Regions from separate parts of the Mus musculus genome. Here region 1 is linked to region 2. Evidence: chromatin contacts called from ENCODE POLR2A ChIA-PET data. All regions are on one chromosome and are shown on one strand. Each heading gives the region's core, a stretch centred on a gene start or an enhancer-like site at or near the end of the contact. The rest is flanking DNA. Distances are from core to core; before and after follow the strand shown.

Region 1 (2,904 bases), core at 335-2,834, 230 kb after region 2:
ATTTTACAGATGGAAAGACAAGTCTACCTAGAGGGCCTGAGGGATCCAGGGGTTTTTTGATTCCCCATCCTTTTGTTGTGCAATCCTCCCAAGGGCCACTGGAACACCTACCTACTATATCCGGCTCCGGTTGTGTGCCCAGGTACCGTCCTTGGGCCCGAGAGTCCACCAGCTGGAACCTTTTAGACTGGAGATTCTCTAGGACCTGCTCATAGGTCTTGAGCAGGGAGAGATTCAGTGTGGCTTTGAAAACGGCTGGCTCTGGCCTCGAGGGCTCAGATGTCACCGGGTGGCCCTCCTTCAGCCAGTTCCGGAAGCCACCATTGAGCACTGACACTGTGCGGTGGCCAAACACACGAAACATCCACCAGACTCTGGGTGCATAGAAGCTGCCCAGGTCATCTCCATCGTATACCACCACATGTGTGTCGTTGCTTATGCCCAGGTTGCCCACATAGTCCCCAAAGTGGGCCTCACTGGGCAGCATCATCTCATAAGGCGAAGTCGTGTCCCGGCATTCCTCTATATCAAAGAAGGACGCGCCAGGCACGTGTCGCTCCTGGTACTCTTTGCGTGCCTGGCGGGTCCCGGGTGAGTACCAAGACGCGTCCAGCACCCGAAGGCTGGGCCCCAGGCGGCCAGACCGAATGGATTCCGCCAGCCACTTGGTGGATACCAGCGCCCGGTAGAGCACCTGATGTACCATAGTGTCAGTTCTGCGAGTCACCTGGCGCGGTTGGGAACCAGGAAAGAGACAGGCCTGAGAGGGCTGAGTGCGGTGGGCGGAGCCCAGGGGGCGGGGCTGTTGCTCCCACTACATTTTCCCAGCGTGCAATCGTAACTACACTCAGAGCCAGACTCACAGTGGGAGAGGTTGGCACATTCCCTAGGGAAAGCCTGCTCCACCCCTCCCACTTCCCCGGCGCCCTCCCTTTCTGGTGCCTAGGAGGGCAGGTGGGCGTGGCTAAGAGCTTCGGTGCATTACTATAGCAGCAAATTGGTGGGAGGGGCTGGCTCAGGACTCTGTCTTCAAGAATGGGAAAAACAAACACAAGTCAGAGATGGCCTTCCAGTCGCCTCTCCGGGCGCACTGATTACCCTTCTGCTTTCGTTTCTTGCAGCCAGAGTTCTCTGGCTTCTAGAATGTCCAATTCCGGTGAAAGGGCTCCAGGCACTCTGCCCTGCTTTCGCCAGGACCCAGCTAGCGGCTCCATCCTGGGCGGCTCGCTGCACTCAGTCGCAAAAGTAGCTGGGCTGGCACTCGCCCTTGCGCTCCGAAGAAGCTGGAGGGTTCAAACCAGGAGCCGGGAGGGTTCTCAAGTGGCCCGCACCATTGTACCGCCTCCCATGGGGGTGAGGAGAGAAACCTCTCTCGTAGACAGTCGGGATTCCGAACAGCTTCTGCGTCTTCGCACGGGAGTCTTGTTTGCCCCTCCTCGTATAATACTTCTCATACATAAAGGGGGCTATTTGAAGCTCGAGGTGACACTGGGGCAGCGCGCAACCCGGCTTCATGGCGCCTGCGTCCCCCGCAGTACGGGAAATGGAAGGTGCAACGTCTCGGAGTGGCCCAAACAGTGGGCTGTGCCCAAGTCTCCTCCCTTTGGCTGGCCGCAGGTTGGTGGCGGAAGGAGGGAACCTCTGAGGGCGTGGGGAGGGGGTGACATGGCGGAGCTGGGAAACGGGGAGCGCAAATCCCTGGTATCTGCTACCCAACGCGTCCTACTTGCTTTTCTGTGAGAGAGGGTGCTTCTCCGGGGGTGCATAGCGTGGTATCACGCGGGAGTGGAGGAGGGGATGCAGTCTATGAGAGAAGAGTTTCCAGGGCGCCTCTAATTTGCCTTAGGAAGACTGTCCGTGGCTGCTTGTGGCCGTCTGTGGGTTGGTGTGGGATAAGAGACAGGTGGGTAGCAGTGAGTGGATGGGGTTTGGAAAGACCTGATGCCTCCTGAGAAAGTTGGGGGGGGGGAGCAAGAGAATAAACAAAGCAATTCAGAGGAGCTGTGGTGAGGAGATCTAGCATGCCCCAAGAGGAGAAAGTAACAGAACGGAATAAAAATAAAACTAGCATTTATGAAGCCCGCCTTGCCGAGTGCCTTCACGACCCTGCCGGATTGAGCTGAACTCCCAACAGGAGAAACAGGTAGAGCCAGGAGGTGCCAAGGCACGTAGTGGAAAAGGGACTAATTTCTCACCTGAAGCCCAAAGTGGTGGGAGCTGCCTCGGTTTACCTGTCCATCCTTGAAGCCTTATGCTTAGTAGTAGTAGTAGTCGTCGTTGTCGTCTTGGGCTTCAGTTTTTACCACTTCATTGTAAATTTATATAAATCCCAATAAGCAAGATATCTGGAAATAGAGCATGGCTCCTGCAAACCAGCTGTACACCCCCTCTCTAGTCTATTCTGTTCCCCTGGAATGCTTTTCTCTTGAACTCCCCTCCCTGTTTTTTTGAGCATCTATCCTACCCTGAAATACTGTCACAGTGTGTTGCAAAAATTCACTGTCTAGCATTTTCCCAGCATACTCTGCACCTGGAGCTTGACAGTAGGGAAGAGAAGGTACCAGGAGGGTCTAGTTAGGGAGATGCTCTTCAGTGCCCGAACCCCCACCCCCCATGGGTGGGATATATAGGCTCACACTAACTTAGGATGGCCTGGGCCTGTCCTATATGTCCTGATGGACTTCCAGAGAGCTACTCTCCCCTGGGATCCTGGCCCTTCAAGCACAAAGAAACCTAGTCTCTTTCTGGTCTCTTCCCCTCATGAGCACTCATAGCCTAGCCTCTCTGACTCTCTTTCTGCTGCCTGGGGTCTTTTGTCATAACTGTCAATCAAGCAGGGAGGGTAGTGACCTCAGACCTTTGAAGTCCCACCCCCTGGAAGTCTAAGGCCAGCTGTAGACTCAA
Region 2 (2,847 bases), core at 346-2,845:
AGATTCTCTGCAGAGCCTGGCTTCCTTCTGCTGCACTAGGGTCTGAGTGACAACCTGTCACTCATGTCTATGCATGACGCTTTCATTTTCAAATTAGAAAAGTCATCACGGGTACCGTTCCCCTCCATTCCCTGCCCCCCCTTCTTACTCGGTAGAATAAAGATCAAAAGACACCCCTGCTAATCTTTGGATTACAAAGAAGAATCACGGAAGAGACAAGCCTCTGGACATGCCTGTAAGAAGTGTTCTAGTTTAGATTAAGGCGGGAAGGCCCGCCCCCAAAGGTGAGTGGCACCACTCTACAGGCTGGAGCCCCTGACTGAATAAAAGGGAGAAAGAGAGCTGAGAGCCAAGGCTCATGCTCCATTTCCTGACTGTTGACTTAACGTGGCCAGCCTGCCTCCCAGTCTTGCCACCATGCCTTCCTCACCATGATGGGCAGTCCTCTGGACCCGTGAGCACAATAAACTCCCAACTTCCGGTCCAGTAAGTTGTCACAATAAGAAGTAGCCAACACTCCTGACCCACAGGCAGAAGTCAGGCGAATCTGGGAATGGGGTGTACGACTTCCACTGGGGGTTCACCCATGGCAACACCACTCAGGGCTTCGGTCACATCAGGTCACATCACAGAAGCTACCTGGGGGCGCTGTGGCAAAAGGGTTAAATGAAATACCCCCACATGACACTGGCTGCAGTGTCGCCTCGGTAGACACATGTGCTCAGCTGTCAACCAGACTACAAGCTAAGCATATAGGCTTCCGAATGTTCAGACTGGCTCAAGGCAAGCCCACGAGTGTGAGCACCACCAGATCACTCTGTATATATCTATATAATACTCATCCACACTCTGGGCACTGTGCAGGCTATTTCCCTGACAGTCAACAATAATAAACATCTTACTTCCGGGGAATCTCTAAGTTAATGCTCTCAGATGCGCCACCCCATCTTCCTGACATCAGAGTGAGTGGGACCAGCAACGCTGACCCCTGACAAGTCCATGCTTGTACTTCGCTCAAGTTTGTTAAGTCTATCTGGTGAAGGTAGTCTCAAAATATGGGAGGGAGACCGGGACACAGCTGCATCTACAAATGTGCCCTAGGGGTGGGGGGAGTGTCCTGTGGAGCCCATTCCCCCGCCCCGCGCGCCTTCTAGAATCTGCTGTTGGTCACTACAGCCATTCCTAAGGGAGACAGAGAGTGGACGCGATGGTGAACCAAAACCGCCCGAGTTAGGACGGCTAGGGCTCTGGGGACCACGCGTTCAAACACATATAGCACTCACCTGCCAGGATGCATTTGGCAGCTAGCTTCACCATAGTAACCAGGTACTAGCGGAGACGTGGGGGTGGGGGACGCTGAAAGGGGGTTAGGATTCGGGGACAGCTGACACCAGGGCCTGAGGCCGTGATGGAGGGATGGATGATGGCCCGGGTGCTAGGGTTGGGTGGACGGAGGGCTTCAGGCCCCAGGCAGCCTGCAAAGGTTCCGGTGGGGCGGAGCAGAACCCGTTCCAAGTCCAGCCTTAGACCCGGCCCAAAGAAGAGTTGAGACACAACCACTAGTCCTCTGGTCCCAAGAGTCGCGCCAAACAGGCTCCTGGCAACCATCATCAACCCGCCTTCTCCCTCCATATTGTCTCCTGATTGGTTGCTCTCAAAAGCTCGGAGACCCCAGGCACCCAATAGAAGAAGGAGGCGGGGAAAACCGGTTCCCTTCGCGGAACAAAGCGGAGAGGTTTCTGCTCTTTAACTGCTCTCAGCTTGGCCAATGGCTTTAGATGCTGTCAATCACCGCTGGGCACCGCCTAGCGTCTCTGGAGACGCAGCCCAACCAGGATGCAGCCGGAGGCGGGAATTAATGGGGCTTTCTGATTGGCCAGAGCATGGCTTTAACCATCGCGAAGAGTTTGGGATTCGCTGCACCTTGCCCCTTCTTCCTGGGAATGGATTCGCCCACACTGAGAGGGGTGACGCCGCTGAAATGGCGCCTGCGCAGTAAAGGAAGCTGCTGTCGCGGGTCCTGGATGTTATTGGTATCTTTCCCCGACCCCGGGTGCAAAGAACATTTGGAGACCTAACCTTTGCTTCACGTCCAGAATCGAAATGCCATCTTTAAAGCCCAAGCATGTTATGAACCCTAAAAACTGAAATAGCGGGGAGGGAAAAATGTGCAACGTTGAGCAGTGAGGAAGACAGGAAGGCCCTGCATGCTTGCACAGCAAACAACTGCGGACAGCACCCGTGCTGTGCACCTTCCGGAAGGGGGAAAGAGCGAGGTCCTGATGGAAACTCACACAGTATATCCATATGTAACTATATATCACTTTATGTTATGTATCAGTTAAATTAAACTAAAATCTAAAATAGGCCTAATTTGACGTGATATCTTAATGGATGGGAGGACACGCCTCTCTCAGTCGGATTCCTCTGTTATGGGTGAATGGATGCTATCCTGGTGTTGCCCCTCATGAGGGGAGGGTGGGTAAATGCCACCTGACTTTCCTGGGAGCCCCTCTTGCTTTGCCACTAAGTGGGATATGGCTCTGCAAGGCATGTAACCTCTGGAACTCTGAAGATAGAAACCAACTCATGGGTACAGGAAGTAGGCGAGTGTCCATGCATCGGGGCGTTGTTACTGTAGCAAAACACCGGAGAGAAACTATTTAAAGGAGGAAAGGTTTAGTTTGGCCATTTGGTTGACCATCATAACAACAACAGCATATAAGCATATAGCCACCTCATGTTGGGAAAGGAAGAAATAGTTCCCAGGATATGCCCCCAAAGTCACATTCTCTTTCAACTAGGTTCCATTTCCCAGGCACCTCCCCATAGCCCATCACATTAGGT

Evidence for each region. ChIA-PET counts read pairs that join two places held with the same protein, here RNA polymerase II (POLR2A).
Region 1: POLR2A ChIA-PET joins it to region 2 with 15 read pairs in embryonic stem cell. The contact joins the promoter of Mpst here to the promoter of Ift27 in region 2. POLR2A ChIA-PET finds 5 or more read pairs at or near these places in 2 of 5 experiments (Patski and embryonic stem cell).

What each region holds. Positions count from the first base shown.
Region 1 is chr15:78,405,128-78,408,031 of GRCm38, forward strand. Mpst (mercaptopyruvate sulfurtransferase) reads left to right here and starts at 1,585. Exons shown (of 3, transcript NM_001162493.1): 1 at 1,585-1,617. It overlaps Tst (thiosulfate sulfurtransferase, mitochondrial), which reads right to left and starts at 738. Exons shown (of 2, transcript NM_009437.5): 1 at 112-738. The coding sequence starts at 706.
Region 2 is chr15:78,172,486-78,175,332 of GRCm38, forward strand. It overlaps Ift27 (intraflagellar transport 27), which reads right to left and starts at 1,596. Exons shown (of 7, transcript NM_025931.3): 1 at 1,284-1,596. The coding sequence starts at 1,317.